Linked DNA regions of Homo sapiens: region 1 is linked to region 2. The links are chromatin loops, found by intact Hi-C in ENCODE. Cell type or tissue: chondrocyte. All regions are shown on one strand. Links, peaks and the distances in the headings refer to the core of each region. The heading gives the core; the rest is flanking DNA.

Region 1 (8,496 bases), core at 323-8,322, 150 kb after region 2:
ACCCCTGTTTCTTTTTATAGTAGTTTCATAATTTTGGGTCTTGCATTTAATTCTTTAATCCATTTAGAATTAAATTTTGTATATGATGAGGGAGAAGGGTCTATTTTCATTCTTTGTGGCATGTGCATATCCAATTTTCACAACACCATTTATTGAAGATACTTTCCTTTCCTCAATTTGTGTTTTTTGGCACCTTTGTCAAAAATCAGTTGGCTGTAGATGTGTGGATTTAGTTCTAGACTCCCTATTCTATTCCATTGGTCTATTTGTCTGTTTTTCTCCCAATACCATACTGCTTTAGTTACTATAAGTTTGTAGTATATTTTGAAGTCAGATAGTTTGATGCATCCGGATTTGTTCTTTTTGCTCAAGATTGCTTTGGTTTTGGGGGTTATTTGTGGTTTCATATGAATTTTAGCATTGTTTTTTCTATTTCTGTGAAGAGTGTCGTTGGCATTTTGGTGGGGATTACATTAAATGTATCATCATGTTAGGTAGTATGGTTATTTTAACAATATTCATTATTTTAATCAATGAGCACAGGATATCTTTTCAATTGCGTCTTCTTCAATTTCTTTTATCAATGTTTTATAGTTTTCAGTGGATAGATCTTTCACCTCCTTGCACAGCAAAGGAAATAATCAATGTAGTGAACAGACAATCTACAGGATGCAAGAAATTATTTGTGAACCGTACGTCTGACATAGGGTTAATATTCAGAATGTATAAGGAACTCAAACAACTCAATAGCTTTAAAAATCTGATTTTAAAATGGATGACAGACTTGAATAGACATTTCTCAAAAGAAGATACACAAATGATCAACAGGTTTATAAAACCTGTTCAGTATCACTAATCATCAGGGAAATCCAAATCCAAATCATAATAAGAACCTCATTCCAGTTAGAATGGCTATTATCAAAACGACAAAAGATAACAAGTGTTGGCAAGGATGTGAAGAAAGGGAAACACTCACTGTTGGTGGGAATGTAAATTAGTCATTATAAAAAACAGTATAGAGGTTCTTCAAAGTACTAAAAAACAGACCTACTGTATAATTCAGCAATCCGACTCCTGGTCATATATACAAAAGAAATGAAATCAGTATTTCAAAGAGATACTTGCACTCAGTGTTTATTGCAGCACTCTTCACAATAGCCAAGATATAGAATCAACCTAAGTGTTCATCAATGAATGAATGGATAAAGAAAATGTGGCATATACACATAATGGAATACTATTCAGCCATAAAAGAGCATGAAATCCTGTCATTTGCAACAACATGGATGAACATGGAAGACATTAAATGAAATAAGCTAAATATAGAGAGAAAAATGCTGCATGGTCTTACTTATATGTGAACTCTAAAAAAATTTATCTTAATGGAAGTAGAGAGTAGACATGGACATAAAAATGGCAACAATAGACACTTGGGATCACTAGAGGTAGGAGGGAGGAAGCGGGGTCAGGGGTTGAAAAATTACCTATCGGGTAGTATGCTCAGTACCTGGGTGATAGGATCATTCATACCCCAAACTTCAGCATCATGCAATATGTCCAGATACCAAACCTGCCTATGTACCCCCTGAATTTAAAAAAAAAGTTGGAAAAAAAAAGAAAAGAAGTGGAGAGTAGAATAATGATTATCAGAAGCTGGAGAAGTGATGGGGGAGGGGATGGGGACAGGTCGGTCAACAGGTAAAAGTTACAGTTAGGATAGAGGAATAAGTTCTGATGTTCTATTGCACAGCAAGGTAACCATAGTTAACAAACAAGTAATTTCAAAATAGCTAGAAGAGAGGATTTTGAATGTTTCAACCACAAAAAATAATAAATATTTGAGGTGATGGACCTGCTAATTACTTTGATTTGATGGTTATGCAGTGTACACATATATCAAAACATCACATTGTACCCCATAATGTGTATAATTATTATGTGTCAACTAAAAATAAAATTAAACTTAAAAAAAAGGACAAGGACAGCATGCTCCCACTTATTTGTGGAATACAAAATACTTGAACACATAGATAGTGGAATGGCAGTTACCATGAGTTGGGAAAAGGATCTGGATGGGGAAGAGGAGATGTTGATGAAAGGGTACAAAATTTCAGTCAGACAGGAAGAGTAAGCTTTAGTGACCTATTGCACCAAATGGCAACTATAATACATAATAATGCTTGTATATTTCAAAATTACTAAAATAGTAGATTTTAAATATTTTCACTGCAAAAAAATGATGAGTATGTGAGGTGATACATTTGATAAAACTTGATTTAGTATTCCGCAATGTAAACATGTATCGAATTATCACATTATACTCCATAAATATGTAATATATACAATTATTTTTGTCAATTAAATAATGAGAATAAAAGGGTCAGGGATTCTCAGTGTTGGCTGCTTGCTGATATCATGCTGAAATGTGGATCTCCTCAACGTTGTCGGGTCTCTCGACTGTTAAAGAGAAGTCAAATATCTGTATTTTCAGGTGAATTATCTGATTTTAAAAAATTTGTAACTAAATATTTTTTAAACCCTCACAGCCCCCCTAGCAAAGTCTACTGGAGTGATTTGACTCACTCTGTTTCAGAATTTTCTTACGGCATTTCATTCATTGTTCTAAATAGGTGACTCAAGGGTGTTTGCTAATTAATGATCCTAGAATCACCCCACACTCTGCCAGTGTATAACATATTCAGTGCTCGGTCTCTTAAAATGTTTGGGGTTTTGATAACTGTGTAAAACAAACCTGCCACATTCCCTCATAATCAGGAACTCGCCTCTGTTGAAAACGCCTTGGTGATGCTGAAACCTAAATGTCCTACGCTCCATTTCTCTTGGGACTATCAAACTGAGTGCAGCCTGACTGCAGCAGCTCAGCCGCAATCAGCTGCAATCTCAGTAATGCCCTTCTCTGCAGGGAGTCACTGGGAGGCCTGGAAGTAAGAGAGAGTTTAACAGCTCCTGGGATGCAGAGCATTGAGGCAGTTTCTTCTGAAAGTCCATAAAACAAATCGTGTGGGCCTTTTTTCTTCTTTTTCATCATGTTTTCATGTGAAAAAAAAAATGCTATGGCCCAATTCTCCCTTAGACTGATTTGGAAAAATTGCTCTTCACCCTTCCAGTCTTCTTCCTTCTCTTCCCCTCCTGTGTTCTGGTTCTGGTTCTCTTCACGTTAGGAAGTGGTGATAAAACTGTGTATCTTACAACCCACCAGCACTTGACTGGCACTCTAGAGGGTCACAGAGTAAATAGGTGTCTGATAAAACGTGTGTCTGAAGACCTTGGCAACCTTTGAAAGCCTGTGTCAGAGGGCTGGGCTTGTGCTTCTAGGGAAGCTTGTTGTAACAGGCGGTGTACTTTCTCCTTTCATCAGCTTCTGTAGTAGCTTGATAGCATTTTTAGAAGTTCATTTAGGGGACGATATGAGTGAAGTTTTGAACAAAATCAAGGCTACTTTTCCTCTTTTCTGAGTGCGATGTCTTTAGAACTTGCTAATTAGAGAGCAGGCAACAAAGAGATGCCTGAGTCATTGTCTCCAAAGATAGTAAAACTAAACTCTGAAGAAAAATATGTTTTTGGAAATGCTCACAACTTAGTCACTCTTTTAAAATACAATTGACGTAACCACTTTTCCTTTTGGGCCTCTCCTGAAACAACAGTTAAATACATGAGTCAAGCCAAAGGCTCATTTTCCCGTTTGCTGGGCATGATGGGGTAATTGCCCAGACTCTCATTAAACGGTTCCAATTTTGGTGCTGATTCCAAAGGTCTCCAGGTAGATCCAGAAGTCCTTTGGACAAGCAAAATTTTGCCAGCAATGATGATTTATTTTTAGAAAGAGAAGCAATGAGTTTCCTTCTGAACAGAAAATGCAGCATGAAATCAAAAGACCTGGGTTGGAAATCTGGCCCTGCTCTTTATTACAATAGCTGTGTGTCTTTGGGCTCTTTAACATTTATGAGTCTATTTTCTTAATAATATAATTGGGATAATAATTCCTAACTGACAGGGTTGTTGTGAGAATTAAATGAGATAATTGAGAAAGTGCCTAGGGCTTGGGAAAAAGCAGGTGCTCAATAAACGCACATTCATTCATTCATTCTTTCATTAACATGCCAAACAAACAATATTTCTCAACAAAAATTGGCACTATTTGATCTTAATGAGTAACATAAATTTAAAAAAGGACAAAGTTGATTATTTATAGTATTTTAATTCCTTTGTGTTTTATTAGATTTTCCTTTAGTATTTTAAGAGATGTCCTTCCTTTAGGACTCATTAAGGGTTGTCTTCCCTTTCTTAATGCCTCATATTGCTGCCTACCATTTGCTCTAGGTTATTTTGTTTATTAACCTTAAAACTACCTATAAATATTACATTCATTTTTATATTCTTTGTAGATATATTCTCTTGAAGGATATATGTTTATTTTAAGGGAAGTCATTGAGTCCATTTGCCTTTTGGAAGGTTGTCCCACTCTTCCAACCCAACCTATCTTAGCAATAAGTTTGCACCATCAGTCATGAACCTGGCCATACTCACAGAAGTTGGTGTATTCTCTTTGAAAGATTTTCAGGAATGCTGGTGCCACACTTTTCTTCAAGGGTGGATTCCAATGTTTCATTTTCCTGACAGGCAAATGTTTCTTTTGTAGTTTAGATGGTTGCCCTAAGTCTATCCAGGTTGCTGAGTGTTCAATTTAACCCCATTAGTGGTTTTGATCACATTTAGTTGAAGTTTAGATAGAATTCTTAGACTCACCTTTCTGCTAATACTTTCTGTCTCAGTCTAATTATTTGCTACTTTGTGTTTTGTGCTCTGATGAATTCAAAGTCACCCATTTGTGCCCTTGTTTTCTTTTCTGATCCTATGCCCTCATCTAAGTGAAGCCGTAGAATAGTGTGTCCTTTACTACGATCTCAGTTGGTGACAGTACAGAGAATACTTTACTGCTTCTTGTCATCACTCTTTGGTAGCCATTTTGCTGGTGCTGAGCTCAGAAATCAGATTTCAAGGTGACAATATTGTATAGGACTGTGAGCTTTAGAGTTGTTTGTAGAGTTTAGTGGATTTTTAAATTTTGTCATGTTTTTTAGTCTTCAAAAATCTCCTCTATATCAACTCTTTTACTTTAGTTTTGTTATTTTTTATAGTTCTTGGAGCCATTAACCCACAGGATCCCCATTCTATGTAACCATTTGGCTATGAAAAATATCTGAATAATGAATGCAGAACAGGGACTATTTTTAAATTTAGGAATTTTTTTCAAAAGTAAGGGAAAAGAAGAAATACACTTTTTGCCTTTATTTCATGATGTATCTCCATTCAGGGATTCTTTGATATATGCACATGTTAAGATCATGTCACATGAGTCAAAACACTATTTATGATGAAAGAAAAGGAAGAGCTGGACTACAAATTTTCACCTCTGTCCTTCCACTCCTCCAGCAAAATCCATCTTGACTTCTGCATTGCTCAGATAAATTTTTTTCCTTTATCTTTACTTTCAGAACATGGAAAAATTAATATGGTTTTTAAAAAACCACTGTGCTACCAGAAGCAATCTAACCTTTTGGTAACCACAGAAGTGCATGACTATTTATTGACAACAAATTATATACAAGGTATTATACTATGGAGAGTACAGAGATGATGAGGTCATCTCTTTAAGCAGTCATGGTCTTTTTGGGGAGATGGAAAACATGCAATATGTAGAACTCCCCTCCACGGTGGTGGGTAACACATGCCATTTGAAATATATGTAGGTTTCTAGGTGAGGGGGGAAATTGTCTTTGGCTGAAGAGGTTATTATAGACTTTTAGAAGGAAAGAGATCTGAGAATGCGTAAGAGCTTGGTAGGCAGAGATAACTAAATAGCACAGGCAAAAACCAGAATTTTCTGCATAGAAATGAATGACTGAATGAATAACAAAATGAGTAATTTTTTTAATTTTTTATATTAAGATGAATTTAATGTAAATTCTAGGGGAGAATTTAATGTTCCTACTGTAATTTAAATTTTAAAATTTCAATGGAATCTATGGCAACCATGATGAAAAGAGTGCATACTACAAAATGCACAAATAGAAACAAATGTAACATGATGGAATCCAGATGATCAATTCAAGGCTCAACTGCTTGTGGTCTTTGGATAAGAAGAGAGTTTCAAAATGAATGCAAAAAAAAAAAAATTCTGAAATTTAGCCAAGTCTCCCTGAAAATGCTTGTTATCTCTAGGTTGTTGTGGGGTTGAAGGAATATTTGATTCTGGACATTTTATCACAAAATAATTTAGCTCATATTCATGACCCATACTGGTTAAAAGTTCATGAACCTGAGGAAGATATATCTGGTGAGAGAAGATCTGTGTCATTCCTGACAATTTTCTTTTGCAATGAGAATGCTCCTCTTCCAAGGTTGTTGAACACTAATCCCACAGGAAGAATACTGCTGCCCTATGCACAAAGATCAATTGTCATTGCAAGGGGTATGTTCCATTAGGATTATCACTGCCATTTATTGGAGGCTGCTCATGTGCCAGGCACTGTGCTGAGTAGACACTTTACATGAACAATCATATTTGCTCTTTGTAGTGATGCTATGAACCTACTTCCATTCCCATTTTACAAATTAAGAAATGAAGAAAGAGAAAGATTAGGGCACCTTCCCAGAGTCTTGACAGATTGAAACTTAGATTTTAAACGCATAAAGCCTGCGTTCTTTTCATTTGGGATTGTGACAGTTCTAAATAGTATATTATTTGAGAGAGTTATTCACACTTGATCATGGGAAGTCTTAACTGCTAAGCAAACAAACATGTACAAAGCACAACAACTTAATTTTCCTGATTTTCTTTTCCTAAAATTCTTTCATCAAGGAATCTCTTTTCTTGAGTAAGGTATGGAAAGCCATTGACTCTATTAACAAAAACACACTTGAGAAATGCTGTCATAAGGCAAGACCTGAAATAATGGATTAGGTGAGGAACTAGTGTACCTTCTCTGCTGGTATTTGAGGAATACCAGGAGAAAACATCCACATCTACCCCAAGAGCTTTGCCAAATTCTTCAGGAAGTTTGTCAGGTAAGCTAGGTTTTTATGTACAGATATCTTAATTTAAGGAAGGTTATTTTCTAATCTCTTTCTATTAACTGTGGAAGAATTCTAAAATGGAGAAGAAAGAGGAAGAAGAGGAGGAGAAGAATAAATGAAACCATATTTGTAGTGTTTTCTGATTAATTTTTAAATTCTTTGGTTTTATAAGTAAATATTTCCCTTTCAATTCTTTCTCCTCTTGTAATGTCTCAGTCATTAAGAAGGAAATTTGAAATAAAATATTAACTTTCCCCTGACATTTCTTTTTTTTTTTTTTTTTTAAAAAAAACATTTCTTTTTTTTTTTTTTTTTTTTTATTATACTCTAAGTTTTAGGGTACATGTGCACATTGTGCAGGTTAGTTACATATGTATACATGTGCCATGCTGGTGCGCTGCACCCACTAATGTGTCATCTAGCATTAGGTATATCTCCCAATGCTATCCCTCCCCCCTCCCCCGACCCCACCACAGTCCCCAGAGTGTGATATTCCCCTTCCTGTGTCCATGTGATCTCATTGTTCAATTCCCACCTATGAGTGAGAATATGCGGTGTTTGGTTTTTTGTTCTTGCGATAGTTTACTGAGAATGATGGTTTCCAATTTCATCCATGTCCCTACAAAGGACATGAACTCATCATTTTTTATGGCTGCATAGTATTCCATGGTGTATATGTGCCACATTTTCTTAATCCAGTCTATCATTGTTGGACATTTGGGTTGGTTCCAAGTCTTTGCTATTGTGAATAGTGCCGCAATAAACATACGTGTGCATGTGTCTTTATAGCAGCATGATTTATACTCATTTGGGTATATACCCAGTAATGGGATGGCTGGGTCAAATGGTATTTCTAGTTCTAGATCCCTGAGGAATCGCCACACTGACTTCCACAATGGTTGAACTAGTTTACAGTCCCACCAACAGTGTTAAAGTGTTCCTATTTCTCCACATCCTCTCCAGCACCTGTTGTTTCCTGACTTTTTAATGATTGCCATTCTAACTGGTGTGAGATGATATCTCATAGTGGTTTTGATTTGCATTTCTCTGATGGCCAGTGATGATGAGCATTTCTTCATGTGTTTTTTGGCTGCATAAATGTGTTCTTTTGAGAAGTGTCTGTTCATGTCCTTCACCCACTTTTTGATGGGGTTGTTTTTTTCTTGTAAATTTGTTTGAGTTCATTGTAGATTCTGGATATTAGCCCTTTGTCAGATGAGTAGGTTGCGAAAATTTTCTCCCATGTTGTAGGTTGCCTGTTCACTCTGATGGTAGTTTCTTTAGCTGTGCAGTAGCTCTTTAGTTTAATTAGATCCCATTTGTCAATTTTGTCTTTTGTTGCCATTGCTTTTGGTGTTTTGGACATGAAGTCCTTGCCCACGCCTATGTCCTGAATGG
Region 2 (8,496 bases), core at 138-8,137:
GCCCAAGAGAGATTCGACGCCCCTTCTCCAGGAGCCGAGGTTGGAGTGGGCTGCAGTCTGTGACACACTGCCCCTCGGGACCTGGGTTAGCTGGTCCTGCCCAATCCAGTAGCCTGAGCCGAACTTAACGCAAGTTGGAGGCGGCGGCAGCAGTGGTGCGGCTCTACTGCTATGATTCTCCTTAGCCAGTAGCAGGACTAGGGGGCAAACGCCTTGTCCTGTCCTCGGCGCCCTACTCACACTTGAATTATTTCTAAGGGCCACGTTCTAGAAACATCGTGGATGTAGACGAGGCTCTGCTTTCCAGCCTTTCGGCAATGCGGACACCAGTCCCCGGGTTTCCCCGCCTGCTGGGGTCTGCTGCCCAGGGTGAAGGCGAAAGACATAAAGAAATGGCAGAGGAAAAGAAGAGGGCGTGAGGCTGTATGATCCCGAGAGCGCCTTGCAGGCCTGTGTATCCCTTTCTAAATCAGTTTGAGCTGCAGGACATATACAGGGAGAACTCCTTTGCGGAACAGGCTTTGCGTCAGCAAACAGTGTTTGTCCCTGGCAGTTTCTCCCAGGGTAGGGGCTCCCACTACCCCTGCTGAGCCCCAGCAGGCCCGAGGGCTCCGACGACTACACCCCTGGGCAGCAGCAGAGTCTCCAAAGCTGTAAGGACCGCTCGGAGAAGCACCGGGTAGCTCCCTTCTTGGGGTCCCCGAGAGCCTGGGATTGGGGCGGGGCACCTCAGCTGAACGGAACTTCTTCTGGCGTCTACTCCAGCTAAGTTAGCTCCCGCCTTGTCCCACTCCCACTCCCGGCCCAAACTCTCTAGGCGGCCTCTTAGCTCTCCCTGCCGGCGCCTGCCTTCGGCTAAGCTTCAGAAATGGGATTTGCGCTTCTTTTTAATGATGTAATACCGGCCTAGGGTACCCCGGAGCTTGGAGACCCACTAGGGACCACACAGCTCTAAACCGGTCGCAAAGCCTTCATTTTGTAAAATGCAAAACACCTCCTCCCAACTGAGTTTGTTTCTCAGGCGTCTAAAAGAGGCTTCCTCCGCAAGGATATTACAAAATCATTTTTGACCTCAAGGCTGCCAGGTTTGGCTGGGCGGCTTGCTCGTGCCTCTGCTCATCGCCTGCCAGGTTCCTACTCCCGCTGTGGTGTCCGGCCTCCAGGAACCGCGCGTTCTCTTCTACAATAAAAGGATCAGTCTCAGTGGCGGATCTACCCCCAAATGCTACTCTACTGAAAGTTTACAGAGAAGTCAGAGATAAAAGGGCAGCCAACGGTTGCGGAGATTGAATTAAACGAGGGACGAGGGAGAGGAAAAAATTCCTTTGTCATATATATATATATATATATACACACACACACATATGGAGACAGAGAGAGAGACAGAGACGGAGTCTTGCTGCGTCGCCAGGCTGGAGTACAGTAGCGCGATCTGGGCTCACTGCAACCTCCGCCTCCCGAGTTCAAGCGATTCTCCTGCCTCAGCCTCCCGAGTAGCTGGGACTACAGGCGTGCACCACCACGCCCAGCTACTATTTGTATTTATTTATTTATTTAGTAGAGACGGGGGTTTCACCATGTTGGCCAGGATGGTCTCGATCTCTTGACCTCGTGATCCGCCCGCGTAGGCCTCTCAAAGTGCTGGGAATACAGGCGTGAGCCACCGCGCCCGGCCTGCCGTGTATTTTATACAAAAGATGGAGTAATATGCACGATTAATTTTATTCCACAAGAGATTTGCTCTATTTATACCAAACATATATATATATATTTGTTAATCCTAACAAAAAGTCGAGTTGAAACTACAAAACAAATTGTACAAATATATATGTTTGGTGTCATTTAATTAAAAAGCACTGATTTTATTAAATTTGTTTTAAATACATCAATGGACTCCTTAAAAGCCTGAAGTAACGATTGTAAATTGTCAACAGTAGGACAAATATAAACTTACTTAAATCACAGAGAAGTTTTTCAAATGGGGAATTTTATTGCGTCTTCATACTTATTTCATTTTGCGAAGTTTTAAGGGGTTTTAAAGTTGTCCATATCGTTAAAGACGTACAGAATGAAAATCCCATGACCTACGTTTTAAAATAACTACCACTCTTTGAAAGAAAAGGTGGGCTGCGGAAAGGGCGTGCTTTTTCTGACATTTATATGACGGACTGAGCGTTAACGTAACATTTTGCACTCCTAAAGGATTTACATATTTCTTAACCTGGTATCCCCTAAGAAAAAAATCACGGAGTAAAGTTTAAATAAGCCTAAGCCATATCTGGCGCAGACTGAGTGCAGGAACATTTAAATGAGAAAGGAGGGGCCTGCGAATTCTTCCCAGCTTCCCAATATTCTGAGTTGTAGCAACATTAAGCGATACGGAAGTGGGACGGCAATTTACGGAACCTTGAAAGATTCCTGATTTTCTAACTTGTTGAACGTCTAGTTTAAAGCCGGGAACTTCCGCCTTTCCAGGTCCTGGTGAGGAAAGCTGGAGACTACGGGGCTGGACTCAGCTACGGACGTCAGAGAGACAGAGTTCAGCGTCCGTGTGGCTGGCACATCCAAGCCAGACAGCGGCGCTTTTCACTCCTGGTTTTTCGCTACCTTGTAAGGAAGTGGGCGCGGGCTGCGCGGAGTCGGCGCCTCCTGATTGGCCGGCCGTCTGGGTGATGGACAGGGACCCGGGCTCCGCCCCCGCCGCTTTATTGACACTAATGAGCAAGTTCTTCCCACCGCTCTCCTGCCTGGAAGTGCTGACAGATCAAGGCAACAAATTTCAATTACAATCCCTAATTTGTGTCCACAGAGTGTTTTTTACCCATGTTAGTCCTCTCTGGCGCATCAGTTGAGGCAGACCTCGGAGCAGCAGGAGGAGGTGGAAGGGGTGGGAGCAAAGGAGTGCATCAGTGAGAGAGCGCGCGAGAGAGACCCAGGAAAGGAGACTTGGCCGGCGCGTCGCCGGTTCCTGGATCCCAACACAAGCGAGAAAGCGGAAACGCCAAATCTGTTTTTTGCCCGCGGTGGGGAAGGGGGCAGATCTCGGGAGGCCCCGAGAGCCTTTTAGTTTTTGGTGGGGGAAGAGCGAGAGCGCGCGTGTGCCCGCGTGAGTGTATATGAGAGAGGGGCGGGCGGGCGCGGGGCGGGGGGGATGGCCGAGAAGCGAAGGGGCTCGCCGTGCAGCATGCTAAGCCTCAAGGCGCACGCTTTCTCGGTGGAGGCGCTGATCGGCGCCGAGAAGCAGCAACAGCTTCAGAAGAAGCGGCGAAAACTGGGCGCCGAAGAGGCGGCGGGGGCCGTGGACGACGGAGGCTGCAGCCGCGGCGGCGGCGCGGGCGAAAAGGGTTCTTCTGAGGGAGACGAAGGCGCTGCGCTCCCGCCGCCGGCTGGGGCGACGTCTGGGCCGGCTCGGAGTGGCGCAGACCTGGAGCGCGGAGCCGCGGGTGAGTGGGCCCCTTCCTGCCTATAACTTCTCTCCGGCGCGAACCTGAACTTCTGCGAGTCTGTGGGTGTGCGTGCGCGCCGCGTCCCTACATGGCCAAGGCCACTCAGCCACTAGCGCATTGGCCGTGTCAGTCGCAAAGCTCGCCGCGCAACCTGGTCACCCTCCAGACGGTTCAGATACTGCTTCCAGGCTCGCCTCGCGGGCGGCCGCCGCCCACTCGGCGACCCGCGCCTTCGGCCGCGGCTGTTTGCTGCGCCTAGCGGTGCAGCTCTGTGCTTCCTGCATCTGCCTCCCTTGGGGTTCCAGCCAATGGGTGCTCTTTTTTGTTTCCTAACTTTTAAAAGCACAGGGCGGGGAGGAGGGGAGCGACGGCATACCCCACCCTGAAACCGGAACGAATGCCCTAAACCGTTTGTGCAAACCAGGAAGAGGGCGGCATATTTGGAAACTTGGTTTCCCGAAGGGTAGTTGAGCGGTTCCCTTCCCTTCTCCTCTTGATTTCTCTGCCAAGGCCGACGGCGACCGCGGGCTTGCTTTTCACACTTTTCTCTGCTGGGCTGGAAGCGCAGGGCGCCGGGAGTTTGGCGAAAGCGGGGTCTGAAGAGCCTTCTAGAAGATGCCTCCGGCCCGGCCCAAAAGAAGGCCCAAAGCGAGGCGCCGCAGACGCTTATGGCTTAAGGAGGCCCAGGCTCTTGGGACCAGAGTCCGGGCGCTTTTGCTGCTTGCGCTTCGAGGCGCAGGTTGCGTCGGAGTTTGCACTGGGGACTCTGGACCCGGGAGCTCCTCTGACTCCGTCGGGCAAGCGTCCCAGACCCCGGCGGCGGCGTGAAGCCTTTTCTGCTGGGGCCTTGGCCCTGCGGAGGCCCAGCGGGTGGGGTGGACGCTGCCCGCGCGCCTCTCCCGGGCTTGGGACTTGGGGACCAAGCAGGCCACACTGGAGCTCTGAATGCGCCCCTTCGACAGGCAGAATGTGGGTGTCTATCGACTGGCTTGTTCTTTAGGAGGACCTGATGGCACCAAAGCTTCCCCTTTTCTCCCGGTCATTTTCCTCTTCTCAGCCACCAGGTGGGCCCGTCTCCGCGGCTGGCTTCCCCTCTGTTTCCCTCACCAGTTCCCTTTCTCTGTCCTTTGCTGTCCAGGCGGCTGTGAGGACGGCTTCCAGCAGGGAGCTTCCCCTCTGGCGTCACCGGGAGGCTCCCCCAAGGGGTCTCCGGCGCGCTCCCTGGCCCGGCCCGGGACCCCTCTGCCCTCGCCGCAGGCCCCGCGGGTGGATCTGCAGGGAGCCGAGCTCTGGAAGCGCTTTCATGAGATAGGCACTGAGATGATCATCACCAAGGCCGGCAGGTAATGGGCAAGCTGGCGTGGACGCCCCTCCCTACCCCAGACCCTGTCTTCACTCACCTCTAGCTCAATCAGGAAGAAGGGCCTGCAGCTCGGTGGGGGTTCTGGATAGCATTTTCGGTCAAACGGGACCAGGCCCCAGACCGTGGTTCACTTTGGAGGCTAGCTTTGGCTACCCACCACTAGTGCAGTCGGTGCACAGTCCAACTGCCCTCTGGTTGAATGCCAGGGAGAAAATTACTGTCGCCGCTGATGCCACAGCTGTCGCGGTTGATGTTCTGCGTTCAGGGCGGTTATAAATTTGAGGTCATATTTACCCTTGTCCAGGTATTTATTTAGGCTCTAGTTGTCAGTTCTGGAACTAGGAAACATTCTTTTTTTTTTCCTTTCTCTTTTATTTTTAAACAGCAGTTTACTCCAGTAAACTATGATTTGCTTTTTCAGATTTGAAACTCCCAGGCAGATTGGTTCTTTATCAGAAGATATCCTGGCAATTTGATAAGATGATCTGTCCTGCTATTTCATATTAGACTAGGAGGAAAAGTCACTGGACTCACCCACAATACATGTTTAATCATGTATAGGTGCAAGAATAATTACCCTGATTTTTAAAAAGCATCCTGTTTATAGATTTAGAGTACCTGGTTATTTATTTATTTATTTTTGTCCTAAATGGAATCCAACACAGCCTGAATTTGCTGAGGAATACTTAAAAATTTTTTATAAAAAGGTACATCGGTTTTTTAAAAAGTGTGAAATTTTCCCATCCATTGGTTAGTAAAATAAATGGATTTGTTGGGCAGATCATATTAATTTGAGGTAGGCACATGAATATTTGCATTTTAAAGTTTTCAGTTTATTTAGTGCAGTGAAATCTATGAATAATAAGCTTCCTTAAACGGAACTTTAGAAAGCACACACAACTCTTTCAGGGAGTACACATGGTAAAAACCTGGATAGCATAAAAAGTATCCAAACTTATTAGAAATTACAAAAAAACATATTTTATTGAATCCATATGCTACCTTCTACATTTTCACAGAGCTTTTATTAATGATCCAAATTCAGTCTTCACCAACACAAAGCAATAGTTGTCTTATAAAGGATGTAGTTAAAGACCTTTACTCTTTATCTTACAGGTGCACTGAAATAATACTAAAACAGCCAGCGTATTAAACTGTTCCCATACCTAGTTAGGAGTAATAGACTTTATTTTTTTCTAGGAGTAGTCTTTCATGGTATTTTTGTTATAGAAAAAAATTTGGTAAATAACTACTAAAATTTCTGTTATAAGGTTAAATTAACAAAAATTAGATTTCCTTGGAAGGGACTTAAACGTAAGTCATTAAATGATATTTAAAAATCAAACTGCTGTATTTGTTTTTTATATACAATAATTTACTGTTGTATTCTTTGCTGCTGTGCCTTTTTAAAAGGATGGGTGCATTTACTCTAGCATCTCCTTTGATATGCATCTTTGGGAAGCCAGGATAAATGCAAATTTTCATCTGTTTTAATTAGCAAAGTTTTAAGTGTGGTTAAGTAAGAAAACATTTTCATGGTATGGCGGGGGAAGAAATGATTTGGTAAATATACGTTGTGTTTAGTTTCTGCTTTCAATAAAGAAGTTTTACTATACCTTTCAAATTTAGAGCAACTTTTGCACTTCACCTTTACCATGCTGCAGACAGGAAGTCCTGTCTCAATAAAGAACATATTGTTTGGTTATAGCATGGCACATTGGCTCCTTGTGGTTTTTTATAACCCTTTAAAAATTTCACATTATAATGTATTTTATCACTTTCAGAGATCCAAATTTTGTATTTCTACCATTTGTTACATTTTATTAGTTGTATTACTAAAGTAAATATGCTTATCGATTTTGTTTAAAAAATAAGATGCTTTCTTTTGTGCCATTACTCCCTCAGTGTAAAATTATTTTACTTTTAGCTATACTGACATTTCAGTAAACACAGAACACATGTACACAGGGTGCAACAAATTACATTTAAAAATCTCAGTTCTGATATGTTCTATGTCCTGACTCCTTGAATTACATTGGCAAAGTGAATACTATAAATTTATCCATATTAAAAATAGAGATCCAAGAGGTTTCTTTGCTTATTCACGCTCCATCCTTAGTCACAAACAAAAACCCCAAACCCTCTTTCTCTTCGCCTTTTTAAATAGGCGCATGTTTCCAGCAATGAGAGTGAAGATCTCTGGATTAGATCCTCACCAGCAATATTACATTGCCATGGATATTGTACCAGTGGACAACAAAAGATACAGGTACAGTGATTAGATACTGAACAATTAAAAAAAAAAACACTAGGATTTTGCAGGCTAGTGCCTGTTTGATCTGTGAGGACTGTGATCTTTGCTTCCAGAAGTCTGTAGAATTTCCAGATCCATACTTTAACGCCCATGGGTGCCAGCGGCCCAGATGGTGCCTTTTCTTGCGGCAAATGTGGAAACTTAATTTTTGTTTTGTTTTTAATAGATAGAGAAATGTTTTCAAATACTGAGAACTTTTTAAAGGGGATAATTTGGTGTTGCCAAACTAAATGTGTCTTTTATATTGACTTACACTTCAATTCGAATTTTGAGAGGAAATGTTATGTAATGTTTATAGATATAAATTATATTAAATGGAAAGTCATAATTTCTTTGTGATCTTTTGGTCATGTAAATTTCCTTTATCTTGTTACATACAAAACCATCAATGTTTGTAGGCTTTTTTTTTAATTTCAGAATATTATTTAAGGTTTTCTACAAGTAAGAAAAATAAAAATCTTCTAATTTATGTGATATTAAGACATCACTAAACTGGTAATAAATTTTTACCTTTCTGTTGTTTTTTTGGTATGTGTTATAACTTTTAAAAACTTCTAATATTTGGATTTTGAAAGAGGACATATTTATGTAAAGATCAAGTAAATTTTGAAAATATACACGTTCTTCAGTTTCAAACCAATCTTTACTCTTTTTTTTTTTGCAAGAAAACAAATCAGCAATTTTCAGTGACAATGCTTTATATTTTTCTGAAGAGCTAAAAACATTAACATTTAAATAAGGAAGTTTTATGTGTTTGGAAGATTCGAAGATACTGTTTTAAATTTTGCTTGTCTTCGTTTCTTTCTCGCTTTTTGTTGTTGCATGGGACAGAGCTTTTAGTAAGTTTAAACAAAATCAGATTTGTTTTTTATCACTTCAACAATTTAAGGAGTCGCTTTTTTGAAATAGCCTACTGGTATCAAAAGTACACAGATTTTAGTTAGTACATGGACATATAGAATACTACAGAAAGGGGTAATAAAAAAGACAGTCTTATTATTTGTTTTGTGTATAAGTTATTTTAATTAAATAAGTCATTAGGGAGTTTTGCTAAAATGATCTACCACATGACAGAAGCTAGAAAACATTAAAGTTCATTTTTTAAATATACTTGATTTAAAACCCATATTCCAAATGGGGTTTTGTGCTGAGGAAGATAATATAATTCTTAATAAGCTTAATAATTATTCCTTTTTCTTCTAAGTTTGTCTCCTATTTATTTTCCCAATGTCTTCCCTACATTTTGGTTGGTTTATTTTACTTAATTGATTCAAATTTACTCTCATAGAAATAAAGACATTTCAGAAATTAGTATTAAGATGTCAGGTTTTAAAAGATCAAATTGTAAAACATAATTTGTTTTCACTTATATT

The links. Peaks named below come from ENCODE experiments on the same cell type or tissue, not always from the same donor. Only the 100,000 strongest peaks of a DNase experiment are listed, where the experiment ranks them.
Region 1: a loop joins it to region 2, with 2.4 times the contacts of the local background. A loop is called at or near these places in 4 of 110 quality-filtered maps.

The regions. Positions count from the first base shown.
Region 1 is chr6:84,613,372-84,621,867 of GRCh38, reverse strand. No RefSeq gene overlaps it. Among named protein-coding and RNA genes, the nearest start is that of TBX18-AS1, 72 kb to the left of the region's middle. In chondrocyte, for the core only: no CTCF peak of the experiment used is centred there; no DNase peak of the experiment used is centred there.
Region 2 is chr6:84,758,837-84,767,332 of GRCh38, reverse strand. TBX18 (T-box transcription factor 18) reads left to right here and starts at 2,735. Exons shown (of 8, transcript NM_001080508.3): 1 at 2,735-3,443; 2 at 4,585-4,789; 3 at 6,977-7,078. The coding sequence starts at 3,152. It overlaps LOC124901353 (a long non-coding RNA gene), which reads right to left and starts at 4,992. Exons shown (of 2, transcript XR_007059666.1): 1 at 4,847-4,992. RefSeq lists enhancers at 2,528-2,822, 2,834-3,417, 3,418-4,002. In chondrocyte, for the core only: CTCF peaks have their summits at 2,558, 4,293 and 4,495 (motif pointing right); DNase peaks (open chromatin) are centred at 2,622, 3,422, 4,442, 4,572 and 1 weaker place.